4 separate regions of the Mus musculus genome follow, and all the other regions are linked to region 1. Evidence: chromatin loops called from intact Hi-C (ENCODE). Cell type or tissue: left cerebral cortex. All regions are shown on one strand. Each heading gives the region's core, and the rest is flanking DNA. Links, peaks and the distances in the headings are about the cores only.

Evidence for each region. Hi-C counts contacts between places; a loop is a spot of excess contacts. Peaks named below come from ENCODE experiments on the same cell type or tissue, not always from the same donor. Only the 100,000 strongest peaks of a DNase experiment are listed, where the experiment ranks them.
Region 2: a loop joins it to region 1, with 2.2 times the contacts of the local background. A loop is called at or near these places in 12 of 42 quality-filtered maps.
Region 3: a loop joins it to region 1, with 3 times the contacts of the local background. A loop is called at or near these places in 13 of 42 quality-filtered maps.
Region 4: a loop joins it to region 1, with 5 times the contacts of the local background. A loop is called at or near these places in 17 of 42 quality-filtered maps.

Annotation. Positions count from the first base shown.
Region 1 is chr6:88,931,575-88,939,251 of GRCm38, reverse strand. No RefSeq gene overlaps it. Among named protein-coding and RNA genes, the nearest start is that of Gm36354, 4.5 kb to the left of the region's middle. In left cerebral cortex, for the core only: CTCF peaks have their summits at 3,114 and 3,316 (motif pointing left); DNase peaks (open chromatin) are centred at 1,901, 2,851, 3,320 and 4,272; H3K27ac peaks cover 884 bases.
Region 2 is chr6:89,242,103-89,249,779 of GRCm38, reverse strand. No RefSeq gene overlaps it. Among named protein-coding and RNA genes, the nearest start is that of Gm36735, 28 kb to the left of the region's middle. RefSeq lists an enhancer at 5,861-7,677. In left cerebral cortex, for the core only: a CTCF peak has its summit at 4,226; a DNase peak (open chromatin) is centred at 4,769.
Region 3 is chr6:89,042,222-89,049,898 of GRCm38, reverse strand. No RefSeq gene overlaps it. Among named protein-coding and RNA genes, the nearest start is that of Gm36639, 22 kb to the right of the region's middle. In left cerebral cortex, for the core only: CTCF peaks have their summits at 1,791 and 3,212 (motif pointing left); DNase peaks (open chromatin) are centred at 1,203, 2,057, 3,260 and 4,018; H3K27ac peaks cover 1,189 bases.
Region 4 is chr6:89,031,150-89,038,826 of GRCm38, reverse strand. No RefSeq gene overlaps it. Among named protein-coding and RNA genes, the nearest start is that of Gm36639, 11 kb to the right of the region's middle. In left cerebral cortex, for the core only: a CTCF peak has its summit at 4,711 (motif pointing right); DNase peaks (open chromatin) are centred at 2,585, 3,206, 3,510 and 4,668; H3K27ac peaks cover 336 bases.

The DNA.
Region 1 (7,677 bases), core at 1,126-6,125:
CCACCAACCAAACAAGGTAGTCATGAGGAGCACAGGGCAGGAGGGGCGCTCCTATGCACAGCCAGAATAGACCTGAGTCCAGACTGTTGGCTTGGATCACCGTGGAGCAGGAGAACATCAGAGAGGAGACTTGAGCCCCAGAAGAAAGTCATGGCGATGGAGAACCAAAGTTGTCTCTATCCCATTCCAGGGAGCACTGGCCCTCCTCTGCCTGGTACTGGCTTCCAGAGAAGGCAAGCCCAAGTCTGGAGGGAGAGATGAAGCAAAAAAAAACAAACAACAACAAAAAACAAACAAAAACAACAACAAAAAAAAAACAAAACAAAACAAACAAACCCTCCACACCTTCTGCGCCTGCTCTCCCCTGAATGTGCTCCCAAACCAGCCTGGATCTGAGGGTCTAAGGCCTTATACTCTAAGGCCAACCAGATGATACCCCGTGGTCCACACCCATGTTGTCATCTTTGTCTTCACTTCCAAATGAGGTTCATGAAAGCCCACAGAGGCTCCACGGCTAGTGGGAGCAGCTTCTGTGGAAAGGGTAAGCATGCCTGAGGACTCGGGTCCTCAGCGAGCCTCTGCCTACCTGGGAAGACAAAATGGGGAAGGGTTTACACAGAAGACAGAGCAGCAGATAGATAAGGGGTCTGCTGAGCTGACATGGGATTTCCACAATGCCCCTCCCCCACTTCTCTGTGTTCCCCTCCCCCTCCCCTCAGGAAACCACCCTTTTTTTTTTTTTTTTTTGTCTGAGAGGCTGCCACTGACTAGAGTCCCCAGTTGCTAGGTGATGAGAACTCAGTCTGGCAGGCAGAGTATGGAGAAGGGCAGGGGCTGGTGGGCTTGAGTGCACCCCCCCACATGTTTCCACAACCCTTCAGACAGCTGGGCACACAGACCCACAGGCCCAGTGGCAGGCAGAAGCAGACAATGGTAGTCGCAGGCAGGCGCTGGGCCCCGACAGCACACTCACACCACCAGAGTACACCCAAACAATCCAAGGCTTCTGTATATAAACACCCCTCACTACCCAGACAGACACAGCAGGAAGACAGGAGGCTTGGATTCACACAAACACAGGCACAGGTGCACCCCAGATGCCTGCTGCTCTGCAGAGGAGGGAGGGGCCGCACCAGGCTTTACTAGAGATCAAAAGGACCCCCCACCCAGGGTAGGTACAATGGGACACCCAAGGAGAACCACATCCTCTCCCTAAGAATGCTCCCCACCCCATCCATCCCTACCTCCCACATCATCTAGAAGACTAGAGGCCATCTTCAGTCCAGAGCTAAACCAGGTTTTGTGCTTCACTTTATCTCCTTTGCTGGGGACACTGAAAATGCACCCCCCCCCTCGGCATTTGCTACACAGATCAGACTAGCCTCATACTAATAGATCTGCCTACCTGTCTCCCAAGTGCTGGAATTAAAGACATGCACCACGGTACCCAGCAAGTGACCCTAGGACTTTTACAGAGGAGACAGGCACATGTATCCCAAGAGACCCTGACCTGGATGCATTTGATAAGAAGAAACTGAAGTAGTGATGGGGGTCATCCAAAGGCTGAGGAAGAAATGTGAGTTAGGTGCTTTCCTCCTTGCCTTGAACAACTACCTGACAGGTAGCAGGTTAAGGAAGGGTGTATTGTGGCTCACAGTCTGAGGGTGCAGCCCATCACAGTGGGAAATCCTGGCAACAGGAACATGAAGCCCCTGCTTACAGTGCACCCACAGTTGGGAAGCGGAGAGATGACCCTCTGGGGCTCAGCTCATCCTCTCCTTTTAAGTGGGCCCTGGCACACAGGGCGGGCTCTCCCTCCCCAGCTGACCGCTGGGAATACCTCAACGACTGCTCTGAAGTGTGTTCCCATGGTGATCTAAATCCAGTCACAGGGAAGGAAGATTAACCATCACAGGGAGCCACAGTGGCTGCTGCCCAGGGACAGGATGCTCAGCAGGGAATTCAGTCCCTGGGAAGGCTTGTGAGCAGGGAGTGTCATGATTTCTCTTGGGGAGGCAGGTCTAGAAAGGAAACCTGGGTGTAGAAGACCACAACCTTGCAACAGGCTGAACCAGGGATGGCCTTGGAGACTAAAAAAGGAACAGATGTACAATTTGGCAGGAATAAGACCAGGTCCTAGGCATGGTGGGGTGTCTCCCATTCCAGGAATAAATCCAAGCGCCTGGCCCTCTCCTTAAGTGAGCATACCAGTTGACACAATAGTGCCAACAGCATGAAGCTAAGATCCATTGTCACCCTCAGAGGCCACAGGTGGCAGCTCTTGCCCTTTGACATGCACTGTGGTTTGTGCTCTGTAGGAGCAAGGGGAAGATGGGAGCCATAGACCAGTTAGGGACTGACATAGTTGAGCACTCAGAGCTTCCAGGGCAAGCCAGCACCCAGCATATGCAAAACACCTCTGCCTGCTCAGGTGTGATAGCCCATAGTGGCTCGAGACTCTCAATTCCCCATGTAGACCCAGCCACAGCAATTATACTACAAGAACATTCTAGAAACTTTACACCTACCACGGGGCATGAGAACAGAAATTTAGAACTTCTACTGTGTATCTCCCCCCCAAAAAAATAAATTGGCATATGAGAGCATACAAAAGTCCAATCTCCTCATCAGGCAACCCTGTCCCTTCACGGGGCCACGCGACAGATTCGAGCTGGCCTCTCCCAGGCTCATCCTCCTTCACATGGCCTGTAAGTGGATTTGTGGATTATCATCTCTGGATTTAATTAAACTAACCCTAACAAAATGCACAAGTGGCTTAAGAATTGTCGTCCTGTTCAGGAAGCAGGGCTGGAGATAAGGGAGACAAATGCTTAGTGAAAGATTCGGCATCAGCCCTGCGCTTCATGGGTCCCCTGTGCTTCATATACACGGATGCCGACGGACCTGAAGATCCTCCCCTCCCCCGGGGGACAGCGATGTTTTATATCCTTATGTGGGACAAACTAAGTAGTGAGAGGCATGCATGTTACCCTCCAAGGAACCCCTGGGCACACTTCTTCCCCAGGGCTGCCACAACTGCAGGTTTTTTGGGAGGTCAAACCATTATAGTGAGTTTGTATTGCAGCAGAGATGAAAGTGCAGTAAAAAATGTTAAGCATCTTGGGCTTTTAAACTATTTTGGAAATAGTTGTGAGCTTATTACTGAAGAATCTCTCCCTCTCTGTCCTCTCTCTCTCTCTCTCTCTCTCTCTCTCTCTCTCTCTCTCTCTCTCCCTCTCCCCCCCCCCAAAGTTCAATCCTTGAAAAGCCCTCCCCTAGCTCCCCCTAGTGGCAACGTGTCACATAACCAAGGTGCGCTGAAATAGATAAGAAATGGATACTGCTAGGTGATGTAGTAGTGTTGACGGTGTCATGAATGCCTGAGCGGACACAAGAGGAATCTGCTTCACCCCAGTGGTTTCTCAAAGCCCACAAGTCAGTGCAGAAATGAGATACCACCACCAAGTCACCAAACTCAAGGAGTTCCCTAAAGAAACCAGCAGTCCTCTTTCAAAATCAGAGGTGTGATAGGCAAGGAAAGACTGAAGAACAGTGCCTGGCAGGTCAGCGGAGACCTGGGCATCACCATTCCTGTTGAGCTACCCCAGCTTGCTCCTTGCCTCACCCATGGACACCAATGAGAACCTCAAAGCCTCAGCTGACTGTGTTGTGCCTCAGGCAATATAGGAGCCTGGCTTATTCCCCAGAAATCAGAAGAACACAGGTGGAAAACAGAGTATCTCATCACCCGTGAACAGGGATGCTGTGGCTTGGTTCTAGACTCCAGAACAGTGCAGACCTTTAATTTACGATGAGGTTGTTTCTGCCAGCTGTCAAACAAGCTGGAGTTTGACTTGTAACTAAGCTAAAGGCAAGCTTGGGTCAAGAGACAAGACAGAGGCCTGTCTGGATGGCCTGGACCACAGAGTCTGAAAAGCCTGGTGCAGTCAGCATAAGGCTCTGAGGTCTCTGTAGTGCCCATGGCTGGGGCAGGAGGCAAGCTAGGGCAGCTAAGCAGGAATGGGGATGTCCAAGTGATAAGGGAGGAGGGAGACAGATGAGCATCAGTGAGCCCTATGAGGAGACAGTTGGCTATGAGAGCATCTCTCCCCTGGAGAGCAAAAGTTAGGCCTCAGAGGGGCTCTCTTGGGAGACAATATCTGTCACGGGGCACAGATCCACCTCCTCAGGAGGTTGGCTCAGAGGACTGTGCATACACTCCCACGGGAGCTAACACAGCAGGGACGGGAGCCAGGGGCCCCGCTTGAATCATCAGCATGTTCTGAGCCTCCTGCTTCCTGTTTAATGAATGAAGGAGACAGACTGGGGGAGGTGGGGACACTGACTGGATGCAGCCCAAGCCTTAGTCCCTTTCTCCACAGCACAGGCTCCTCCAAGTCTCTGATAGAGATGGGTTAAGTGTTAAGATGGGATAAGATGAGTTAAGCAGTGGTACTCTGGTCCTGGGCTCCCGGTCCACCCGCTCCCTGCTGGGTCCGGCTCCAGGTTAATAATGTCAGTGGCCCAGATCCGGTGGGGACCAGCAGGAGAAGGGCTCTACTATAGTTACCTCTGCTGTGAGCCACTCCTGACTTCCCAGCATTAAACAGCTTCCTCTGAGCTCAGCTCTGAGGGACAGCACTTCACACAGAGCCCAGCAGGGTAGCTCACCTCCACAGGTCTGAAGCTGGGGGAGAAAAGGGGGGGGGGTAGGAAAGCTGAGGGCTGATGGTGACTGCAGCCACTAAGGATTAAGAGTCACTTGGAGCTTCTTTGTCACAAGCATCACTGAGGGCTGGGCTAGGATGCAAGTTGTGTGGCTGGCTACATGTGACCTTTCTGCACGGCCTGGAGTTAGAGTGTGCGGTAGGTTCCCGCCGGGCTGCTACAAAGAAGGCAAAATCTGACTCCCACCTCTAAGCAGCATTCTGTCCAAGTTGTGGGAATCAGAAAGGTTGGCCCAGATCCAAATATGAGGCTAACCCCTGACAGGGGCAGGAAGCCATTGCCATGGATCCTGTGCACTGGTGCATGTTCTGACCCACTTTAGGAAATGCCTCTTTCTGCAGGGTTCTTCTGGCCCTGTGTCTATACCCAGGTTCACATAAGGATCTTCCTTCTGGCTCTGGATCGCCTCTGTAGCCACCGCCATTGCAGTGTTAATCCAGCCCACAACTTTGTCTACTGGTCTCCATTTCCCCGCCTGACACTGCGCGTGGCACAGTGACCCACAAGAGAGACTCAGCTCCTGGTCTGCCACGTCTTTTGGAGCAAACCATCTTGTATGAGGTTCTGACCTCAGGAGCAGCTTATGTCATCCATGGGGAATGGGGAGGTAACTCCTCTGACCCCCTCTGCCTCAGGCCTGCACCCCAATCCTCTACATACCCCCAGCCTTCACCAACTTGGTCAGTATCCTGCCCTGGGCTGACACTCCACTCTGACATCCTCTGGGTCCTCTTTTTCCCTGAGCGCAGACCTGGGGACTTTAGTCCTGTGACCCTGATCATTCCACTGAAGGACCAGCTTCCTGAAATGTCTCAGAGATGGAGCCAACACCTGCCAGCTGCTTATCACCCTGCCCTCTTATGTCACAGGTCCAGGCAAGAATACAGCCCTATCCCTGCAGGAGTTCACATCCCAGGAGACTCATAGTGGCTGGAAGAAGGGGGGACCATGGGGTGAAATACAGGTGATGGAAGCAGGGAGGAGACAGGGCTGGGATCAGGTGGCCCCTGATCAGCTGCCCTCCCTGCAGAGCTGTCCCCTGTAGGGAGGGGCATGTCCCATCCAGGCATCTCTCTGCAGCTGGAATGCTGGCCCTGCTTATCTGATCGGGGCTCCTGAGAAACTCCCATAGGTGCTGTGTAATTACGACTTCCCTGGTGGTTAACTCTGAGTCAAGTTAGCCAGGTTAAACCAATACTCAAGCTGAGGTCAAAAGTCAGTCCTAGAAGTTCCTTCAAGGGTGTTTTCTAGACAAGGTTCATATTTAAATCAATGGACTTTGAGGAATCAATGGATTGGAGTCTACTGATCCATCAAGTCAGTCTCACTTGATCCATCAAGGCCAGAAGAGTGCAGAGGCTGATCTCTCCTGCAGGAAGAAAGGCTTCAGGATGCTCTCAGATTTGAACAGCTAGGTACCTCTTTCCAGCTGCCCAGCCCAGCTCTAAGGTGCTTGACCTCTGCATGCCTAGGGGCCAGTTCTGCAATCTGTCTCTCTCCCCTTTTCCCTCATGGCTCTGTTGATTTCCTTCTCGGGAGACCAGCTTCTCTAAGGAGCTATCATCTACACAGACTTGAATGACATGAGCCAGGGACACTGACACGCAGACACCTGGGACATGGGTTCAACTGAGGACCTGAGAGCAACTAGCCACTTACTGCCATCCTGCATGGCTGGGAAGTTGGAGACCCTAGCAGAATACAGAGGTGGGGATGGCTGTAGGGCCAACTATGCAGGCCTTGTAAGAGAAGATGAACTGTTCTGAGGAGTGAGGTGGACCGTGGGGGCTGGAGATCCAAGAGGGAGTGATGCTGTGGCCTTTGTTTGCAGTGACAACCACAGCTAATAAGTCTGGGGTATGGGTGATTAGATTCTGAATATGTTTTGGATGTCGAATCTAAAGGCCAGGAATCTAAAGGCTGTGAGCTCTAAAGCAACGAGAGGGATCAGGTGGGCTGAGGGTGTGGTCAGAGTTTAAAGAGCTCCAGAGATTCCTATCCCAGTGGCATGGCAGGAGATGGGCAGTCACTACTGTCCCCTAGGCAGGGTAGAATTTGGTAACACATGAGAGTACAGGAACCATCTTTATCCCAGCCACCCTGAGGCCTATAGGTGTAGACACCTGTGCTCTAGACAAAGACCAGAGTAGCCCCTGGCCCAGTGAGCAAGGACCCTGCAAAGAGAGCGAGACCAGAGCCAAGCCAGTCACCGAACAGAGCCCGGGGAACTCAGGCAAGCTAAAGAGAGAAGACACAAAATAATTAGTGAGCAGAGTGTAATTAAGTGCTAAATTGTGTGTTTCAGACTGGCTGAGCTGCGGGAGTGTGGGATGGGGGAGTCACACCACACAGGAGTGGCTGAGGAAGGGCGACACTTAGAGAGGGTGTGCCACAGAGAGACAGGTTTCCCAGGTGTGCGAGCAATGGGAAGGAGTGAGGCAAATTACAGTGGAGGGGACGGGGGGGGGGGGGTGCTAAGGAAAGAAGCCCCAGAGCAGTGGAGGAGGAACACAGTCCATGAGCCAGGAACCCCCGACATCCTGTGCTATAACTTAGGGACAAACTGTGCTTGTACTCAGGGACAAGAGTGGCATTCAGCTGTGTTCAGATCCAGGGCAGGGTCTGAAACTGGGAACACCAGGCAGGCAGGCAGGCAGGCAGGCAGGCAGGCAGGCAGGCAGTAAGGGAGACCTGGGTGTACAGGTACACAACTGCTTTTGATCCCCTAGTCTGGCCCTGCCATAAGGCCCTTAGTGTAAATCCTATCCACTCTTATCTCATACGTCATCCAATGGGAGTATCAGGCTTCCTGGTGGCATTGGTTGGTCGAGACTCAAGGGTCCTTCAAGACAGGGTGATCTCACTGAGACTCTCAGAAGTCAGGAGTGCTAAGAAAGGACCCTGTGGGACTCTATGCTCTAGAAAGGCAAAAATGGAGGCCTCAAAGTC
Region 2 (7,677 bases), core at 1,251-6,250, 310 kb before region 1:
TTCCTGGGCCAAGCATATTCGAACTACCACATCACTGGATCCTGGCTCCATGCTGGGCACAAGGACCAACCCGGTAAACACACGAGAGGGTGGGGATTGTTCTTGGTCCAGGGAGAGGAGACAGGAAGTCACCCTTCAGACTCTAGTAATGATCTGCCATGATAACGGGGGACAGCCATCTGTGGCCACATCAACTTGAACACACCAGATCTCATCTGATCTCCAACACTAAGCAGTGCCAAGCCCATTAACACTTTGCTCAGAGAAAGAGAGTCAAGGAAGGCTGCGTGGGAGAGGTGGCATTTACAGGGACGAGTGTCTGCTAGAGGAGGGAGTCTCTCACGGCGTGTCCCCACAGGCAGGCTTATCTTCTAACTTTTGTCAAATTGATAATTAACACAAATCACCACAGCCGTTAGTATAAACGAGAAAACAGATCTATAAAGATGAAGCTGCTATGGAGGAAGTGGGTTCTACCTGCCATGGCCTGACCCGACCTCTGTGCCCTAGGGTCCCCCACTGATGGGAGCCCAGTCAAGGTCTCCTCTCAGAGGTGGGCACCTGGAATTTAAGCAAGGCTGTTGGTGTGTTTAAATACTGTCATTGACAACTGTAAGTGGGCTTATGAGCCTTATCGGCTTAGATTTGTATCTGCAGGAGAGCCGTTCATCTTAAATAAATATGTTTTTAATAATCTCTGAGTATTTATGGAGCATAAAGCTGTCAGGAGCAATGGAGATGAGGATTCCTGAAGTCGCTTGCCGCACAAGGCCCTTGCCGAGTCATTAAGGAAACCGGCTCCCAGCAGGATGGCAAGTTCTGCTGCCAGCGCGAACAAACGCGCGAGCGATTATCATCCCAGAGGATTTTTAATAAGCTGGGGTTGGTTATTTAACCTACAATAACTACTTAATAAACATAGTAAATTACTCGCAGGTTTAGAAATATCTGCTCCTCCCTAGCTCCTCCCAAGACCACCTGTGCCCTGGAATGGCTCACAGGAAGTCCTGGTGTGATGCTCACCCTTCTGGCTGCCATGGTCACCAGTGCTGCCATGGTCACCAGGCTGGTAGCTGCTCCAGGGTCCGGGAGCAGCAGGGTCTGGCAAGGGTTTGCATTCTGCTTTATGCGTACAGTTAATGGGGTGCACCTCTGCCTGATTTCAGCAGGAGTCCAGGACAGACTCTTGGGCCAGGCTAGTCCACCAGGTTCACTTTTCTGAGCTGGGCCAAGGTATACAGCTCTCTGTCAGGGTTGAGGTTCCCATCCTGAGCCCACCACCTTGGATGTCCCTTCTCTGTGACTTGCTGCCCAAACACAGCATTCTTACCCAGGCATTCATGGTTCCCAACAATAGGGCAATCAGCAAACACCCATAGGTCTGAGATATACTCACAACTACCAACTCTCAATTCCTATGAATCTGCCATCCCTATTTATATCTAACATGGCTGAACATTGCTCAGCGCCAGCTGCCAATCAGACACGTCATACAGACCTACTTACGCCCTCCTCCCTTCCAAGCTGTGGGGCAGAAACTGTTGGTATCTCTTTTAACAGATGGGGAAACTGAGGCTTGGGTGCTTCTCTAGGTGACATTTGAAAGTGTTACATCAGGGATTATACACTCAGATCATTTACTCTGTGTGTGTGTGTGTGTGTGTGTGTGTGTGTGTGTGTGTTTCTCTCACACATAAAGTATGAGCCACATAATGTTATCCAATGATCTGTGAGCTGCCCAATGTCCTGGACTTTTCTGTCTCTGTCAGCTCAGTCTGCATAACAAACACACCGCATTGGGAGGCTGGAAACCCAGGGTCAAGGAGCCAGGGGGTTCTAGTCTGGGTGAGGACTTGTGTCCCAGCTTTACACCCACATCTTGCTGTATCCTCCTGTGCTAGTCCCAAAGTGTCTAGCTTACTTTCTACCACAGGCTCTGTCTACCCATACAAAGGACCCCTCCTCCAGACACCCTATGGGTAGAGGGTTAACCCGTGTATGTAAGTGTGACACAAAGCTTTGGCTAAGGCAGCTTGAAACACTGGGATCCTATTTCTCCTGGTCCTTGGAGTGCACGGGTGGACACAGCCAGGTGAGCTTTCTCTTGCCTCTCCCACAGCCATGGTCAGATGGAAACTGGGTCCAGAGTCATCCTGGATGGCACCCCTAATTTATCCCTGATCAGGGCTCTGAGACTAGATGAGGCTAGAGATAAGGGGGTGGGTACTGCCCCCACCCCCACCCCACATGGCTTAGATCTAGAAACTTGAGGTTGTGAGGAACATAGAAAGGACAGGTACTAAAGAAACAACAGGCACAGAAAAGCTGGGGTCAGGTAGATGGTGTGTCCTCTGATGGGGCTGCACCAAGTACTGTTAGCTACTTAGGTTGTCTCGAGAGGTGAGCATTGTCAGGCTGTAAGCATCTGGAAGAGGAAGCTGCAGTGGCTTGCTTTTGCACACACTGATGAATCATTTATAAACTATCATACTTGGACCAGAAGAAGGCTTTACCCTTCCGAGCCTGACCTGAGAAAGGCTTTGCCACTCCATAGGTATGAGGCATTGGTCTTTGGAATGGCTGTGCCTATGTCGATAATACAGATACCCTGAATCTCTGACCAAGACTTTGTTGTCCCTGACCCCAAATTCTGGGGGCTTCTCTTTCCTATGGGGCTTATAATACTGAGCAGCATGGAAGGTTGCAGCCTGCTCGTGTAGGCTCATGGCCCATGGATCGCATACGCTCAGCAGCATGGCCTGGATAGGAGGGACGGTCAGTTTTTATTATCAACTTCATACAACATCAAGTCACCAGCGGAGAGAGAACCTCAACTGAAAAACTGCCTAGATCAGATTGGTCTCTGGCCATATCTATGAGAAAATGTCTTTATTGATGATTGATGAGGGAGGGCCCAGCCCACTTTAGGCAGCACCATCCCTAAGCAGGTGGGCCTGGGCTGCCTAAGAAAGCTAACTGATTATGAGTTGTTAAGCCAGTCAGCAAGCCAAGTCTCTTTATGGTGCCTGCTTTGGTTCCTTCCTTCGGTGTAAACTGTGCCATGGGAGTTGTGAGCTGAAATAAAAGTTTTCTTCCCCAAGTTGCTTTGACCAGTATTTTATCACAACAACAGAAAGGGAACTAGAACAATGTGGAAACCTTGTCTATCATTGGCATTTTTTAAGTATTGCTGGGGGTGACGAGTGGGGAGAACCCTGGACAGGGCTGCGTGGGCTGCTGCCCAGTGTCAGTGATGAAGTTTCACACAGGAAAAGGAAGATGGTTCAGAAGCTTCACACAGGCCAAGCTGGGGGGCAGCGGGGACAGTCAGTGAGGCAGGTGGCCCTGAGAAGACAGATGCACTGCAGCTGGTGCAGGTGGGGGTACCGGAGGCTCCCCTGGTACAAGGGCTAGAGGTGCTACTAGTGGCTTTGTTGGGTCAAGAAGGGCTAAGAGCAAGCAGGGACAACACCTTGAAACAGCGATGCATGTCTGGAGCAGGCTGAGGAGATGAAGCAGTCAGAGGACCTGCTGGGGCTGTGGTGGCCTTTGTGTGTGAGTGCAAGTATTTGGGTATGTGAGTATCATCTGAGAGTGTGTGAACACATTTGAGGAGATGAGTGTGGGAGCAAGGGGGCATGTGCGTGCCTTCCCAGGTCTCGGGCTCTATCTCTCCCCAACTCTCTCCCTTCTATTAATTCTCCTAAAACCGACCCCCAGCATTCAATTCCCGTCTTACTTAAAAAAAAGTTTTATTGTCAAATATTTGACCAACTCTAAAGCTTGAGCCATATGTTTTTTTGGGTTGAGAAAGAATTAAGAGAATCTGAAACGAGAGGACATGTCAGACTCCCACTGCTCCCCCAACTCCATGTTCCATATCCTACACTACCACGCCATTTTGCTGGCCAGTCCTGGTGACAAGCAGCTGCCTCCCCAACCACCTCCCCAGCCCCCTCCCCCAAACTGTTTGGGCTTGCTGCTTTTCTTAAAAAGCATCATGCAAATGGAATCGGACCTGTGTATTCTTGTGTGACTTGATTCTGTCAGGGGCATTGTCTCTGCCACGAGTTCCCGCTGCCGTGCGTACCTACACATTAATCACTGCCGAAGCAAGTAGCCCCTTTGTCTGAATTGCCCAGCACATCTGCATTCTCTGGGGGGCAGGCACATGAGTTGCCTCCAGGGTTTCTTTTGTCCCAGGGAAGCATAGCGCCACCATGAGGGCCTTATAGAGGGTTACACAGTCAGGGTTGGAGTGAGTCCCAGGGTTATGGATGTAGAAGTGGTCAACTGGACTTTGCCACCCCACTCCCCATTTCACCCCTGTATGCTGGAAAGGGGACTGTTTGGATGAGCTGATGTCCTTGCTGGCTTGATCTGAGCAGGCTGCAGTCCAGGGAGACCAGAATCCTGGAGCAGGATGAGGAAGGGCATCCTCCAGCTCAGTGGCCCCTGCAGTCCAGGAGAGGCACTGGTGGGCTCCATCCATGTGCCTGTGCGCTTGGCTCACAGCAGAGCTGTGCAAATGCCATTTCTCTGGCTCAACCAAGCCATGCAAAATTCACCTATGGCTGAGGAAATCAGGATCTGGAGGGAGGTGGGGAGCTGTCCAAGGGTAGGGCTGCCCACCAATCTAGATCTAGGCCTCCTCTGCCCCGGCTGCTCAGCTGCCCTCTGCCAGAAGAAAGCTAGCATGTCAGCTAAAGGCACATGACTGACTCCGTGCGCAAGGTGGGCGTAGGCTCTGTGGCTGGTTTGCAGGCAGTCAATAAACACTCCAAGAAAATGCTTCTCTTAAGAGCCAGGCCCTGTATGAGCTCCAAGCTCATGCTATGTGGGAGAGGAACCCCACTGGCTGACACCCACCAGGCTCCCCTGCACCTTTCAGTGCAGATGCTGCTCTGGAGAGAGCTTGGAATGCCTGAATGACAGGATGGCTTTCTCTTACCAGCAGGGGTACCAGCTGGAGTTGGAAAGTACTAGAAGCCAAGGGGCTACTCCCCACTGCATTGACTCCCCCCAGAATCTCCTGGATTTTTGCACATCTGTGACTGAGGAGTTGGGGACCCAGGAGAGGTTATCCTTTGAGGTCTCCAGGGAAGTGGGGAATGGAGAAAAGCAAGAATTCAAGTTGATATTCACCCAGGTCATACTTGGAGGTCACTTATTATTCATACATGCCTGCACCTGGCAAAGAATCATGGAGAACCATTAGTTCTCATGAGGTTCATAAGGCAAGAATCCCCACACAAGGACCCCTGTTCCACACCTCCAGGATCAGCCATGTTCCATCTGCACTGGAGGAATCAGGAGGCTATGAGTCCAGCATTTTAAGTCCCAGCCCTGGAAGTTAGAGCCCACATTCAGGAAGAAGTGGTGGACTATCTGTAGGTAGGCAGAACTGAATCTTGTGAGCTCAGTACAGATTCACTGTGATAAACCAGGGGAAAGCAGAGCAGGAGACCGTGTGTAAAAGGGCACAGGTCTAGAGGCTCAGGGATGGAGATAAGAACAGAGGTACAATGGATGCTAGGGGGAGGTGGGGCTCTTAGCACTTCTGGATCCTCTGCTGTGGGTCAGAGATTTCCAGAATGCATTGTACCTTTCCAGGGTCTGGGAAGTTATGCTGGCTATCTCCCACTCTCTTAACTGACAGTTCCTGCATTCTGTCCCCAGGGCTGAGAAGGAAGAAGGCAGATTCTGGGTGGCAGCTGGTAGCTGTGGCCTCGGGGACACCATTTCCTTCGGGGAGCACACCTTTGCTCCTCAGGGTCCCACCTAGTGACCCAGTGAGTAGTGACAAGTAGGTTCTCCTTTTCAAAGGAACATGAAGGTCTATAATGTGTTCAGTATTTAGATTGTGACAAGGGTCCCTGCCACACAGGCTGGCTTACAGTCAATCAGGGTCTCCTGCAGCCAGAGGCCAATGGTCTGTGAACAAGACTGTCCCCAAGGGAGATGAGGATTGAGTCAACAGGGATTCGACCTCAAGGGTACCTCTGAAGAGGATATAGAATTGAGTGACCAGGAGGCAGTACTGAGACAGGAACCCGAAAGGAGTGAATGTGGCTGCAGAAGAGTTGGGGTGAGTGCCTGCCATCTGTGGGTGTGACTTACTATGCTGAGCTCCATCCTAGACTAATTCTGGCTCACTCCGACCAGTTCAGGCCTTGTCCGGAGCTAAAATGATGGACTCAGATATTGTGTCCTGCTAGCTGCCTCACCTGCTGAGGATTCCAGTCAAGTTTCAGAGCTACTGTGAGCCGTTTTCTTCTTGCAGCTTGTATGGCAGCAGTGACCACCCAACAGGCTGCTGCATGAGGGGCAATCCATCACCTATAGCCCACAGCATGGACAGTGGCTGCTGGTAAGTGTCTTGCTTGGCCCTTCCTGGCTCTGCAACATGGACAAGTCTTTTGCCACCTGAGAGCCCCAATTGTGGGGACAGAGTTTTCCAGAGCATGATGCTGAGAAGACACAAAGGAACTGATGGTGTGCTCAGGGAACAGGTGCTGTGTCCCTGGACTTCAGGTTGTCTGGTGCCTTAACTGGAGTCGGACCCTGAGCACTGGCTGATTGAGGCACTCCTCGTCCCTTGGGCTGATGTTTCCTGCTGCCCTGTGGCATGGGTCCCTGGGAATCTCTTAGGACCTGATGTTCATTCGGAGGAACGCCCCTGAGTAGACATCTGCAAGCGTGCGGTGGTAGGAGAGTGTAGAGGGGAGTGAGGTGTGAGGCCCACTCTTTTTTCCTGTTAATAGCGCGTGCAAAAGCCTCTTCTCCATCGGATTCAATTTATTCCCATCTGGGCCCTGCTGTCTCCATCAATTCAGCTAATAAAGAGAGGTGGACGTCTGTGACCCAGGCCACTGCAGAGGCCTCTTCCAAGCTAATTAACCGGCCCGAACAATCCCTTTTAATATCTCTGTACTTAATGCCTTAAAAGGGAAGACTGAACTGGGGGAGGGGGAGGGGCTGGGTGGGATGTAGAGAGGCTGCAGCAGCTGGCTAAAGAAAATATGAGGGCAGGTCTCTATCCTGAGGGAAATTCTGCTTTGTGACAGGTGGACAGATCCGGGATCACCAGGGGATAGATTGTACCCTGGCTGGGGTAGTCTCTATCTTGGATTGGTCTTGATGGAGTATCTAGCTCCTTCTCTTGAGCCAGCCTCAGCCCAGGCTGGGAGCAGGGCGCAGCCTGGGGATGGGGGAGGGGAGAGGTGTGGAGCTGTCCACCCAGCCGTGCTGAAAATGCTGATATTGCAGTCTCCAGGGGCATCAGTCACTAGCTAACCCTGCAGTTTCTGACCCTCTGCATGTTTTGAACTTTCAAACGTGCCCTTTACCTTCCCGAGAACCTTTCCCAAGCCCGGCAGTGCACCTCCTGGTGGCCTTGGAGCATAAGAAGGGAGGGTACTGTAGCTATTCCCTGTTCCCTGGAGAGAATGGTCTTCTGCAAACAAGACCTTGGGAAGACAAGGCTGTAATTACAGCAATCATTTCCAGGCTGATGGCAGGTGTGGGAGGAGATGAGGGGAGGGAGCTCACTGCAGGTTGGGTGGGGTCAGCACACAGGCCATTAGGACCAGGCTGGCCATTCACACAACAAGGTTCAGATGGCTAGACCTGCCCTTACACACCCACATACTACTCATGGCCTGAAGAGTAATGGGG
Region 3 (7,677 bases), core at 1,111-6,110, 110 kb before region 1:
GACATTGTCACCATAATATGAATTTATTATATGTTATCTGTCCTCTACCAGGCTAAAAGCTGTCAGGATGCCCCTACCTCTAACCCACAGGGCAAAGACACATGTAGGAGATCTGGAAGCAATGAAGACATGGAGAGTCCCATGCTGTGCAAGGGAGACATGGAGAGCCCCATGCTGTGCCCCAGGTGACAAGCACAGACAGCTACAGCAGAGGGACCTGCCTGGCCCAGCAACATAACCAACTTAACACAGTTCACTCCCCCTCCCTCCCTCCCTCCTTCCCTCCCTCTCTCCCCCCTCCCATTCCTCTGTGTCTCCCCATCTCCAGGGTTCCCTAACCCCAAGGCTGATGTACACAGAGATTCCTCAAGCACTCCCCATACCTAGTCACTTTGCTCACAAAGGGGCTTCCTGTTAGAATTTCCATGACAATGCCCCTGAGAGATGCCCCAAGGCTTTGGCACAGAAGAGTAAGTCCCCTGGTTGATGGGGTTGAGTGGCCAGTGGGGACATATGTCAGTTATGATGCTGCCATCCCAAACTGCCCAGGGCTCTCTCCAGCAGATGGCCTTACAGAGGCAAAAGGAACACGAGAAAGCTGTCAGGGGTGAGTGAGCTGCAGAGATGTCAATGAGCTGAGATGCTGGAGAACTTGGTGCCACGCCCTTCCATGCTTTCTCTCTCATATTCGTGAGGGCCTAGATGTGGCCATGTCTAGGAAAGTCCAGGTCTTGCCCATCTTCACCTCTCACTGGTCCTTTTTCCTAAGGAAGCTGGGATGCCCTCACCTCAGGGTCTTTGTACCCGCTGGCCCAGACATCTCTAGTGTAAGGTCTCAGCTGGCCACCAACAGGATCCCAATCTGCTTCTGTACCATGCAGCGGCACCTGTGGAGAAGCACCCAGCCACATTATACCAGACTACAGCCCTGCTCACTCCACACTCCCATTTTCTGTCAGCTTCATTCATTGCAGTACTAAACTCTAAATTCCATGAGGATGAGGGTTTCGTCTGCTGTGTCCAGTACCTAGAGTGTGGTAAATTCTCAATAAGTGCTACTGATAAAACAAAATGGATGGATGGACAGATGAATGGACGGACAGATGGATGGATGAGTAGATGGATGGATGAGTAGATGGATGGATGGTTGGGCAGATGGATGGATGCTTGGGTGGGTGGATGGGTAAGTGGTTGGTGTATGAATCAGTGTTCTGTCAGTATGAGAAGATATCTGAGAAGTCTTGTAAGGAGGGAAGGTTTGTATTGGCTCCCATTTAATTTGTCCCACTTTTTAGAAATATAGCAAAGTAGTATGTCTCCATGAAAGAGCAACTGTTAACCTGCAGCAGGCAGACGAAGAAGAGGAGGAGGGAGAGTCTAGAGATAAAAATATCTCCTTTAATGGCATTCCCCCAATGATCTGTGTGTCATTAGCTGAGAACCATCAGGAGAGATTCCCTGGCATTTCGGATCTAATCCTACCAAGCTGGTCAGCTGCCTAAGAACTCACTGGGTGGGGACGTGTCCTACCTGGGCTATGTGGCTGCCTTTTGGTTCACTGGTTCCTCATGTGCGCTCTGCTTGGCACCGGCTGGGTCTCCCTCTGGTCTGCTCCACTCTCGTTTATTCTCAGTCACCCCAAGTCTCCTCTGAATCCCCTGGGATGCTCCCATCTCACCTCAGGCCCACCACAGCCAGGGTCACAATTGTCACGGAGCACTGGAGAAAGAAGAGGAAGCCTGGCTGGGAGAGCAAGCTGCTCCTCTCTGCCCCTGGGGTCTGTGAGGAGTGACTGCAGGCAAACCTCTGCTGTGGCTCCAGGAAACCAAGCAGACAGGGGATTAGCCTCAACAAAACTCAGAGCCTTGGCAGTTAAATTCAAATCAAATATAGTTTTTGATGTTAATTCAAGGAGTCTAGGCAAAAGAGCTGAGGGATTTGCTTCTGGAAATTGTATCAGGAGATGAAGGAATTGTAACTGCTGTGAGTCACAAGAAGAGAGTGATTTGGGGATCAGGAAGAATCCACTCAGAGCAGCTTCCCTCTCCCGTGGTGTAGGTAGCACCAATCTCTGCTGCCATGGTGACAGGCTGGCACCAAATGCCAGTGTAGAGAGGAGGCAGCCCTCCTCCCCTCAAAGTGCAGTTACTGGGCCTCCAGAAGCAAGAGCCAGTCACAATGACTGGACAAACAAATGAGGCAGGAGCCCACATCCCACGCAACACAGCATCCAAAGGTGCTCTGTGGACATCTGAAACCTTCAGGAACTGAAGCATGGCTGTCTAAGTGCACAGTCCCCTGCCTCAACTTCCCTCCACTCTAGTTTTTTTAAATGATGGCTTCAAATAGCAAACGTTGATTGAGTGGCATTGGGTCAGGGGTCAGGCACTCAGGAAGGGTGAGTCAATGATCTGGAGCCCTGGATGCTGGAGTAGCTGGTGGCTGAGATGACTAACCAGACATCTGTGTTAGTCAGCTCTCCATCTCTGTGACAAAGTACCCGAGGCTCATGGCTTTTATAGGTTTCTGTCTACAATCCACTGGCTCCATTGCCTTTGTGCCTATGGTGAGGCAAGCTTGTCATAGCAGGTGCTGGTGGCAGAAGAGGCCGTTCACCTCAATGCTGAAGAAAGGCAGAAAGAAAGGGCAGGGTCCCGCTATCCCCCTCAGCTGTGGCAAGGCTGTGTTCTAATCATTGAAAAGTCCCCTTCCCCAACCCAAAGAAAATAGGTAAAACTGAGCAGCAGACCAAGGAGGAGGAGGCAGGGGTGTGCTGTCTGATGGTAGAAACAACTGCCTAGAGCAATGCTTTCCAGAACATTCCATCACTCAACCATGCCTAACATCTCTCCTGTCCATTGCAAAAGTGGCTACCAACTAAACCTTTGGAATACAGCAAGGGACAGCTCGTCAACGCCACTTCGTTTTTACAGAGCATAGAGACAGCTACGATTGGCTAACAGCTTCAACGGCCACCATGATGGGCCCAAAACAGTGGCTGGAAGGGACATTCTTAAAGTGCTTGCTGTGAGCATGAGGACCTGGGTTTAATCCCCAAGACCCACAAGAAAACCAATGTGAGGCTGGAAAGACAGCTCAGCGATTAAGAGTACTTGACTGTTCTTTCAGAGGAGCTAGATTTGGCTCTCAGCCCCTACATGGTGGTTCATAATCACCTGTAACTCCAGTTCCAGAGGATCCAATGCCCTCTTCTGGCCAATGTGGGCACTGCACACACACACCATGCAACATACATACAAGCAGGCAAATACTCATACACATAGAATAAAGCAAATCTTTAAATAAAAGACAATCTATCAAAAGCAATGCTTTACATAAAATATAAAAATCTAAGACAGTAGAGAAGGGAGGGGCTCGTTCTCACCAGCAGCAGAGAATTAAAAAGTGTCCAGAAAAAGAAAACAAGCTAAGACAGCGAAATGCCTCATTTGAGCAGAGCTTTGGAGCTCAACGAAGAGGCACAGAGTGGGGGAAGATGGTGAAGAGTCCAACCAACCCAGAGCTGCAGGAAGATGCAAAGATGTCAATCTGCCAATCAAAATCCAAACTGAATTTTTGATTAAAAAAATTTAAAAAGAGAACTTGACAAAAGTATTTGAAATGTGAACAGATTCATCAACGAGAAAGAGTGGAGGGGCCAGAAATTGGTCCATGAACATCAGTGTTTAATAGCTGGTAAAGATGGCAAGAAACCTGGGAGAAATGATGGATTGTTTAACAAGTGGTGTAGGGAGAGATTCGGGGAAAATAAAGCTAAATCTCTCTTGTACTTAAAAAAAAAAAATCCCAAAGCATTAAAATTCAAATGTCAGAAATGAATCTAAAAATGTAATAGAAGAAAACGTGGGTGATTTTTTTTTTAATCTTGGTGTGAAAAAAGTCTTTCTAAGCATGACATAAAACCCAGAAGCCAGAATGGGAAAGACTGACAGATTTGACTAAGTCTGAGGCTCAGGTCAGCAAATACCCATCTAAAGAGATAAAAGACACTGGAGACGCAGCCTGACTCAAAGATCAACTTCCCCAAACAGGAAAACAATAGCAACAATTAGGAGCCATGGAGGAAGGAAGTCACAATGCATTAGAAAGCCAGACAAGGGGAAGGGTCAGGAGATTTACTAGAGACAGGCCTGTGTCACATAAACAGGCACAGGAAGTGACCACTACCAATGGGTGCAAAAGCAAGCAGAGTGAAGACTATAACATTCCCCTCCCATGGCAAGAAAATCATTGAGAGTGCTCCCTGCCTCCAAGGAGCGGGCAGCGGTGGCATGGAAACAGAGAAGGGGCTCCTGTGAGCTGCTGGTGACAACTGTCTTGTCACTTTCATAGCTTTCGCCTGGCAGTTTTGCATCTAGAATTGGGTTATCTTCCAATCCCAGTTCTCAAAGCTCATTGTGAAAAGCAGGGTGGCATGACACCCTCCCTTATAATACATTTGTACACACACAACCAAAGGTTAGATGGCGGCAACTGGGTGACCCACTGAGGCCTGTGAGCCTGCAGAAGGCAAGGACATACTGGTGATGAGGCTGTTTGGGGCAGTGTGCAACTCACTGTCAGGAGAAGGGTGAGCACCCCTGCATCACCACCGCCCCCTCTTCCGTATTACCCTGCTCTTGGGAGCCACTCCCGCCCAGGTGGCTTGAATGAGAACTATCTCCCCATACTCTTACATGTGTGAACACTTGGGGGAAATTATGGGACCTTTGGAGGGAGACCATTGTTGGAGGAAGCATGCCATTGCTGCCAGGCCTTGAGAGTTTAGAGCAGTGATTCTCAACCTGCAGGTCTTGATCCCTTTGGGGGTCAAACAACTCTTTCATGGGGGTCACCTAAGACCATGGGAAAACACAGATATGTGCATTACAGCTCATAACAGTAGCAAATTTAGAGTTGTGAAGTAGCAATGAAAATAATTTTCCAGTTGGGAGACACCACAGCATTAGGAAGGCTGAGATCCCCTGGTTTTGAGCCTCCTCCAACCTCCAGCTCCACCTGTCTGCTTCCTGTGTGTGGCTAATTATGTGATCTCTCAGATTCCTGCTCCCGTGGTCTGCTGTCTGAACTTTCCTGCTATTTTAGACTTTCTCTGGAACTGTAAGCCAAAATGAACTTTTCCATAAATCGCTTTGGTCATGATGTTTGATCACAGTGCTAGAAAGTAACTGATACACCAGCCTTCCCTCCTATTCTGTATTGTATAATCCTAGTCATCTCGTGGCAATCTTAGGGCTCATCAGTTCTGAGTACCCCAGATTTAAGATGTGCTTCCCCAGCCGGGCATGGTGGCACACGCCTTTAATCCCAGCACTCGGGAGGCAGAGGCAGGCGGATTTCTGAGTTTGGGGCCAGCCTGGTCTACAAAGTGAGTTCCAGGACAGCCAGGACTACACAGAGAAACCTTGTCTCGAAAAACAAAACAAAAAATGTGCTTCCCCATGCCCTGCCTCTGTTTTGTCCTGCCTGGTGCTAGCTGGCTTTAACACTAACAGATTCTTTGTCCCCTTCTTCCCCAACATCCTAGCATTGTCTTCTTAGTACCCTTCATAACTTAGGGAGTTGTTTTTGTTTGTTTGTCTGTTTGTTTGTTGTTTTGGGGGGGTTAGGTTTGGGGTTTTTTGGTTGGTTGGTTTTTTGTTTTAATTTTTGGAGATAGAATCCTACGTAGCCCAGGCTGGCTTTGAACTTGCTATGTAGCCGAAGATAACCTTGAACTTCTGCACCTGCTCTCTCTATTCCTGGCTACTGGGATTACAGTTATGTACCAACTTACTTTATTTCTTTTTTTAGCTGCTTGCTTTTCTCCTAGGATAACTTCCATGAGGGCTAGAGCTGTGACAGACTTACCACCCTCAGGGATGACCTTCACTCACAAAAGAGTCTTGATTCCCTATCCCCTCCTTCTCTGGGGCACGCCTCATCCCTGCTCCCTTTCAGCCTCTGCTCCTGGAGGCCTGCACACGGGGGAGGCCGGTGGATCCCTGGCACTCATGGCCCCCAGACTCATCAGCTTGTAGAGCTCTAGGTTCAATGAAAGACATTGTCTCAAAAAATAAGGTAGAGAGGCACCCCAGGAGATAACTGGTATCAACCATTGCTCTCTGGCCCCACATTCACACAGAGACATACATTCACACACACACACACACACACACACACACACACACACACACACACACTCCACAGACCCTGGAGCATATGGCAAGAAAATCCACACTACAGAGAACTCCTGGCCCAGGTGGAAACCATAGGTAACAGAGTGTAATCGCTGATGGCTGTTAGAGACCCTCTCCACATCAGCCAGGTGCAGCATCAGGACACCTAACACAAGTAGAACCTGGTTTGTGGCAGCTCATCACAGCTGGAAAACCCCTCCCAGTCCTTGAACCAGAGGGCCAAATACCATGAGGACCGAAAAGGTAGCCTGGGTGCTGTATGCATATGAGCTAGGTGGTCACGACCTCCCTGAACACCAAGAGGGTTTCTTAGAGATGCCAACCTTCCCTATTGTTTCTCCAGGACCTAACAGAGACCGCATCTTAAGACAGTTGACTGTGGTAGAGCTTACGCATGGCTCACAAGACTGTGGGGGAATGTCACTATCTAGTTGATGCCCTGCTAGAGTGTGCTGGTCAAGGCCCTGGGTGAGCCCCCTGAGGGATCTTCCCAGAGCATGTGCTAGGGCCTTGAATGTGTGGCCCTTGTCCTGTGACTAACCTTACAATGGGGCAGTTTTGTGCTGCAGCAGTCACAGAGGCTGCCTTTGCTCCAGCAACCCCTCCTCAGTATCTACTTCCTCCTACCACAAGCCTGCTGCTGGGCTCTGCCGCAGCATCCGGGCCTACACCACACCCGAAAGGCCAAAAGTTCATGGCTTCTTGACTCAGAACCCGTGGAAACGCTGTTGAAAGACCCCTCGTCTTGGCCCCTCCACTACAGATGGGTTGGATGCATCTTTTCCTCTGCAGTCGGGGCACGAGGAAGCACAGGCCAGGCACACCGGGTTTGCCTCACCGGCAGCCACGCCTGAGCCACTCCCCACCCCGACCCAGAAGGTGTGAGCAGATTTCTCACCGTCTGCCACTGCTCATTGTTGGAGGGAAGCACCAACCCCCGGCATTTGTTTGAAGGAAATTAGATCCTCACCTCCCCACTAATGAAGCCAGGCTGTGCAAACAGGGAGGCGAGGCAGCAGGCTGCCTGTCTCTCTGGCGGGTGGTGGCCCAGAAGTTGGCGCCCCAGGTGTCTCCCGGCAAGCACGACTGACAGAAGCCACCCACGCCAAGCTGGCGCACAGCTTCCCCAGGTGACACGTCTTAGTGGGTGTGTATCCCAGCCCAGAGCTGTGAGCCGCAACCTTCCTGGCAGCACTCGGGGCAGAGAGCACCCCAGCTTAAGAGAGACCTAGGTCTCTCCTCACCACGGGCATCCAGGCTCCACAGCATCAGCCTCTTCCTCCATACCTGGTAGAACCACTGTGGACACATGGATCTTTAAAGTTTCATTTTAATTGAGATAAAACTCTGTAACATAACACTTGCCACTTTAAAATGGACATGCCAACAGTTTCTAGAATGTTCACTTCTTTTAATCACACCCAAGGAAACTTGGTATCTCTAAGTCGTTCCTCGTGCCATTCCTTCAGCTCCCAGA
Region 4 (7,677 bases), core at 1,590-6,589, 99 kb before region 1:
CACGGGAAGGGGAGTGTGGGGCGTCTGTCTATAGATCTGTCAGGGCAGCATCTGTACTTGAGGGAGGATGCCAAACTCCAAAGGGTGTTTGGACTCCACTACAATGAAACTCTGAGAAGCTGAGCTGACCAGACAAATGTTTCCTCAGTATCCGTGGAAGGTTTGGGGTGATGGATGACAGCGTCGAGTCTATCAACTGGTGGCCACCTGGCTGTGCCCATTTGTCAAGGAGCAGAGACCCATACAAGCAGAGGGGAGAACTCAGTTGTAACAGGCAGGCCTCACTAGGCTGACCTTAAAACACTAAGGCAAGGCTGAGGCTGTTGACTGGCTAGTCACTGCAGGCAAGGTGAGCCCTACAAAGTAAGAGGGATGCACTGTGGCCTGGGGCTTAAGCTTGACTTTTTAAAAAGCCTGTACTATGCTAAATGGAGGAAGCCAAGCACAGAAGTCACATGCTGCATGGGATAGCATCTGGAGTGCTGGGCCGGAGGGGGCAGACAGGATCACTGCAAAGGGGTAGGAAGCCAGTTTGGGGCTGAAGTGAAGGAGGGGGTGAGGTCCTTGATTGCCAGGGCAGCTACCTTGCTGTAGCTATTTGTCAAAACCTACTGAACTGTGTACTCAGAGGGGTAAATCCTACTGTATGTAAATTCTATCTCCATTTATGTAAATTACACACCCCTGACTTGTGCAAAAGTCAGCTGAGTGGAAGGGAACTGTGAGATAAACAATCACACAGGTGCCGTGCTGAGGCGGCGGAGGAGGGAACAGACAAGAGACAGGGTTACTAGATGAGCTTCCCTAAGCCATTGGGGGCGGTTAGGTAGCGGTTCCCCCACTGCCAATCTTCGAGGTTGGGTGTTGGTATCTGTCCTGGTTACAATGAAAGCTACCCCCCACCCCTGCCAGGACGGAGCAGGAGCAGGCTTCTGAAAGCAGGCAGTCAGTGTAGAAGGTATTCCTGCCAGGTGCTGTAAGGTCAGCAGGTTGGGGATGACAGCCTGCAGCAGCGTGGGGAGGCAAGGACCCTTCCTGGAGTCCAGGGGAAGGATAACTTTGGAGCTCTGGAAGTTGCGGCTGCTCAGGGTATTTGTCCTGGCCCTGAAATGATCTGGGTGTAAACAGTGTCCCAGAGGGAAAGCACACAGAGGAAGAAGGGTTTAGTTTGCCCTAAAGATATGCTGGCAGGAACATTTCCTGTCTCTGGGACCTGGGAGGATCAGCAAGTCCCCATGACACAAAAGCACTAGAAATAGTAAGCTAAACACAGGCTTCCTTTGGACCGGGATAAACTCATGCCAGAAGAGGAACTAAACAGAGACAGAGACTTAAAGAAAGCTGTCACAGGGGCTGGGGAGGGACTGTAATAGACCACTTTCCTTGCACAAATGAGGCTCTGAGTTCTATCCCTCACACTGGAAAGGGCAAACACTCTGTCACTCTGGGATGCATACGGTGTTAACCTGGAGTGAGTCTCTAGCTAAGCCTGCAGTAGGACACAGGATAGTTGGTGATGGAGTGAAGAGACATCCACTGCCAAAGGAAGTCACTCACACGACATTCATCACACAGGCTCCGCCAGCTGCTGAGGGGTCTAGCTCCCGCACCTCTATAAGGCCTCCAGGGGTCATTGCCATTTCTTCCTCCAGAATACAACTCTGCAGATAGCTCCTGTACCTGTGGTACTCCCCACCTCTGTTGATAACCCTAACCCTAGCCTATCTAATTCATTTGGGAACCAAGTTCCAGGTGCACTTTCCACAACTCAGGGAAGCCATGACACCTTTAGACCTCCAGGGTTCCAGCATCACTTGCTATGATGAACAGTTTCACATGTCAGGAGCCAACGAAGGCTAGAACTGACTAAGAGAGAAGATGAGACCACACAGAGTCAGGTCACACATACAAGACATGACCACTGTCCTCCACTAAGACCCAGACTCGCTGGGCACTTGCTGGCAGGATATAAGAGGATAATGGAACAGAAAGGGTAAAAACAGACAGAAGACAGGCTTCTGGCTGCCTAGGACAGTGACAGGCATGGAATGGCTCAAGCCAAATGCATTTGGGAGCACTAGGCTTTTGCACTGGGCCCTACTGGCACCCTTACAGATATGGGTCGTGCAGAGCTGACATCAGGGATAAAACTAAGGCTGTTAGGTGGCATGTTCCAGACCGGGGCAGCTTCTCCCTGGTGGCTGGGGAAGGGGAAAGTCCTTAAGGCCTCTCTGCCTAATCTTTAGGGCATCCTCAACATGAAGTCCTTTACTGGCTTTTCTCTTCTACCCAATGCTCTTCACACCTCCCTCTCCCAGGTTCCTACCCATCCTAATGTGGTGAGAGTGGGGCTCCTTCCTCAAGACCCTGTTTCTATCCAGTTGAAACCAGTTAAATAATAGGACTGCACAAGTCGAGTCTATACCTAGAACTCTCCCTTCTGTTCGACCCCCACAATCCCAGAAGTGCATAGCCTGGTTCGTTCTATTCATAGGATTTGCTGACTCGGATAGCAGAGACTGGGGTGCAGGTGGGTAGGGCAGCACGGGCTCTACACCAGTGTCATTTCTGTCTGTGCCCATGATGATGAACTCAGCTTGAGCAGAGGAGACCAAGACCGTTTCTTTGAAGCTACTGGAGAATGTCCAGGGCTTGCAGTAGCCTAGAGAAGCCTCCGTGCCTATCCCTTCTCACTTGAAAGCAGCAGGGCGCCTGTACTCCTGTGTGTGGTCACCTCGCTGCCTCTCCTGCTTGGTGGGGGTTGTGGAGACTTCTGGGCTTTAAATCCTAAATTCTCAGCAAGGACTAAGGAGGGTGGCCTTGGGCAATGCCAGTCAGGGACCTGACACAGCAGCTCCTAGCCCTCAAGTGGCTCCACACTCTGAGTCTGGCCATTAGCTCTCTCTGGGCACCAGGAAGCTGCCACTCTCCCTGCCTGGCTTTTAGTCCAGCACAATTAGGACCCATTATTTCTGCCGTGTTGATTCTTGAAAAATCATTTTAAATTGCCATCCTTTCTCTATGCTTTGGAAAAGGAACGCACCAAAGAAGATGAAAACAGAAAAGCGTGCCCACACCCCCCGCCTGGCTCCCTATGCCCCCCTCGGTTCCCCCATTTCTCCTGACCCGTTCCCTTGGCAACCAGCAACTGGCTGCTGCAGTATTCAAAGGGAATCTCACAACCACACATCAATGAACGCAGGGGATGCTTCCAGCTGCCTGAGATGAGAGGATGGACAGACAGCCACCCAGCCACCCCAAGAAGACATGCAGACCGACAACCATGAAGAGCAGAGAGAGAAAGACAGAGGAGGAAAAAAAACCCAGCTTGCTGCAGGCAAAAAGGCAGAGACCCCAGTGATGCCAGGGTGGCTAGGCTGAGTAAAGCAGAGACATACAGGCAGGATGGAAGAGAGACACAGAACGGAGCACAGACAGACAGACAACCAGACAGGCAGGCAGGCAGGGCATGAGGAGAAAGAAAGAAAGCCTGGGACAAGGCATAGTTGGAGTGGAGGCTGGTGATATAAGCCACCTGCTCTCCTCTTCTCTCCTCCTCCCTCCTCTTCTCCCTCCCTTCCTCCCTGCCCTCCTCCCTCCTGTTCCCAAGCAGACTTCTCTTGTCAGGCTGCACTTTCCTCTCTTCCTTCGGCCTTTCTGCGTCTCCGACCATGATTAGCTTTCTTCCAAACCGGACAGGTTCCAAGTCAGGCACATTGTCCCGACACCATCTTGTCCCTGGCTAAAAGTGGGAATAACTCTGCTACAGTCTCTGAGGTGTTATTTCTAAATTTCCAGCAGGGTTCATAAAGAACACAGTGAGACCTCTCTATAGAAAGCAGCTCCGGGGAGGCCAGTGGTCCCTTAAGGATGAGCCCAAAGCTCAAAGCACCTAGATGGCCCCACATGAGACAGAAAGAGCCTCAGCAAAGATCTCAGTGCTGGCTCTGTTTCTGACCCCTGCCTCGCCTCACCCCAACCTGTCCCCAGAGTCCTGGGCTTCTTACATGTGCCTAAAAAGTGTCGGAGAAGGAACCAGAGGAAAACACTGCTAAGGTCAGAGGTTGGAGTCAGGGCAAAGGCCATGGGTCACTCTCAGAGACAGAATGACAGGCCAACTTGGAAACCTCCTCTGCTCTGCTGTGGATCACCATGTACAGCTCAGAGCCTCCCCAGGTCTGTATGCAAGCAAAGAGCTTCAGCCCACAGGGGCCACTCCAACAGGGAGGAGTGTTGGCTCTCAGGACAGTGTTGATTAAAAGGACCAGAACCAATCCCAACCTCCCAATAGGGAGGTGACACACCCAGCAGGGAACACGGAGGCAATGCAGGCTGCCGAGGAGCCCAGGACATAGCTGGAATGGAGGAACCTCCTGAGTGCTGGAGAACCTAAAGGATGCCCTCCTCCTGGGTACTCAAAGAGCCTGGAGGAAAACTCCCCTGCTGCACCATGGAGGAGTCTAGGGTCCCTTCTCTTGGATGCACAGGAAGCCTGTGGGATGCCTCCCCCATGTGGGTAGGTGCAGGCTCAGCAGGACAAACCGTGCCAGGCTTTCAAGAGAAGCTGAAACATGGACTTTTAATGCCCACTCTTAGTTTAATTATTGATGGCCAGTTCCATTTTTAAACAGCTGAAGGCAGAATGAGATTCCAGAAGCTAAATTGCCACCTGCAGTGCTTGCCTATGTCAGTAAAGAGTGAGTTGTAGGGTCTCAGTTTAACAAAAGGGGGCGCCCTTGTCGGGACTATGGGTGTAGGGGGAGAGGCTCCTCAGAGGCCAAAATGCAAAGTTTCACCCATCTCTGCCCAGGAGGGGTGGGTGTGGAGTAGAAGACCTCAGTTGAGAAGGGGGAATGGTCAGGGGGGGACCTCAGATGGACAAGAGACTCAGTGAGGCCCTGTGTGGTGTCTCACAAGAAGTATCACTGTGCATGTCTTGTGACCTCTGCTCACAGCCAGCAAAGTGACTCACAGAGAGTCACCAGCCTATAGCCTCTGAGGCATTCACAATCCTGGACAGCAGGCTGGAGCCTCTCCCAAGAGGACATCCAGGAGCTGCCCTGAGGCCACCAGGGAGTCCTCTGAGTTCAGCCAGGATCTGTTGAACGGTTGTAGGGTGGGGACCTCAGGCAGGCTTTCTGAAGCACAGCCTTTGGGCTCAGACCTAGGAACACCAGCAGGTGTCCTACTAGGTTAGCAGAGTGTAAGCTCTTTACAGCCCCAGTTCATGACCTCAGCAGTCAGGCCAGGACTCAGGAAGGCTGCTGTCCTTCAGGGGTCTATAGAGCAACTGACGTCATGGTGGAGGTGGTCCAGGTGGCCAGGCCTGCAGAACTGAGGGAGATACCCACCATCCCACCCAGCCTCTTTACAGCTTCAGCCTGCCCCTGCCAAGCCTGCCTTTGTATCAATTCCCGGTGGGCTTAGGTAGTTGATGTTCTGTCACTTGTAACCAGATATATATCACCCTGAACTTACTGGCTTAGTTCTGGGTTCTTAACAAGATCCCCAGGTGATTCATGCCAAGCCTCACTTACGAACAACTGATGTTCACGGATGCCAATTAAAGGGTTGTGTGACTGGACCCAGCTATTCGTGAGGAATCCCATTCTGTATTCCCACAGGCCTTCCCCACACCCGTGTGAGCATCTCACGTGTTCCCCCATCCTTGCAGTCCACAGCAGGACAGGAAGAAGCCTGAGGCTCCACCCATTCCAGATCAGCCCCAGGTCCTTCCCAGGAAGGAGAATGACATGGAATGGAGGACAGGTCTGTGTCACAGGGACAACATGGAGAACAAAGGGTGGGATCCTATTCCAGGAGCTGCCAGCTGCTCTGCAGAGCACCAGGCCTTGGCTTTAGGTGCCACGTCTGTGTGCAGTCACGTCTGGAAGGTGCAGCATATGGATATGGGAGGGACAAAACCACAAAGGTCACATCAGCTTCCTCTCAGATGTCTTGTGTTTGAAAACACGAGCTTTTCCTTGATCTTCCTTCCTCCTTGTTAGAAATGGAGATGTGATGACAGGAGCCGGTGCAGCCTCTCTGGGTCTGTGATGGTTATGCCATATATCGAGAAACACAGAGCTGGAGGACTGTGGGGAATCAAAGAACTGGAACTATGTGGAATATGTAAGCAAATAATAACTCCACATATAATAGAAAAGTGGGTGGTGGCCAGCCATTAAATACTAAAATGGAATGAGGGGAAAGTGCATTTCCAGGGAGGGTCTGGGAAGAACTTTGTGCAGAACTAACATCTAAATGCAGCCCTAAATGAATGAAGACAGTGAAGGGGACTTAAGAGGAGGACTGCCTCATTAGGGTGTGGAGAGACATGTCGGCCATAAACATGATTGGTGAGTTGGAGCCCAGTACAGACTTGCTGATGTTAGAAGACCCCACCAGGAAACAAACAGACAGAACATAGAATGGGGAGGATATTTACAATATGCACACCTGAGAAAGGGCTTCCATGTGAGGAGAAAGATAAAGCAGCAAGGAAAGATGTTGCTGGGTGTGAGTGGATAGGACCACGTGTGCACACAGCTTGCCAAGTTCGCTTGGTGATGTGCGTATGCACATGTGCTGAGGGGTGACCATGTGGGGTTGGATAACCTCTCAGGATCATGCCTGGAGAAGACTGACTCTCCTCCTCTCCACAGCCACCCACTGCCATCACCCACTACTGTAGCTCTTCATCTGCAGGTGGAACTCTGTGAGATCACCCCATCCTTACTCAGTTGGGGAAAGTCCATTGATTAGCCATTTTGGAAAAGAGACTTGCATGCCTAAAGCCAAGCAAACATACCCCAAGTGAGCCTACTTTTAGGTCTGCACACCACCAAGAGCCTGGGCACAACTGCAAGAAAGAGGCACACACTCAAGCTCACCAAGGCACTGTGGACACCCCAAATGCAGACACACCCCACTACTAGTGACAGAATGTTTTAGTTAGGGTTTTACTGCTGCGAACAAACACTATAACAACTCTCATAAGGACAACATTTAACTGGGGCTGGCTTACAGGTTCAGAGGTTCAGTCCATTATCATCAAGGTGGGAACATGACATTATCCAAGCAGGCCTAGTGCAGGAGGAGCTGAGAGTTCTATGTCTTCATCTGAAGGCTGCTAGCAGAATACTGACTTCTAGGGAGCTAGGACGAGGGTCTTAGAGCCCAGGCCCACAGTGACACACCTACTCCAACAAGGTCACACCTACTCCAACAGGGCCATACCTTCTAATAGTGCCACACCCTGGGCCTAGCATATACAAACTATAACACACAGTGACACTAAGAAAGGTAGAATTGTACCCTGGAAGACAGAGCCTTCTGAGTACCACAAGCACGCAGGCCTCTGCCCCTTTCATGCCACCTCCCAGCCTCTGGCTTTATGGACAGAGTAACCTGACCAGAAGTGGATGGTGAGACCAATCAGTAGTGGGATAAAGGCAGTGTTGTGGGACTCTTTGCAGGGAGGTCAAAGGGAGAAGACTGTGGCATACCAGTCCTTAGTCATAAATCTATAACCAATTGTATGCCATCCACCTGCCTAGTATCAGACAGTGTGTCCCACATGAGGAGCACCCAAGGCAGAAGAGAGGCCAGGTGGCTGAGAGACATACACACAGCTCCCCTGCTGGAATCACTCCCTTTGCCACAAAAGCTCTCCGT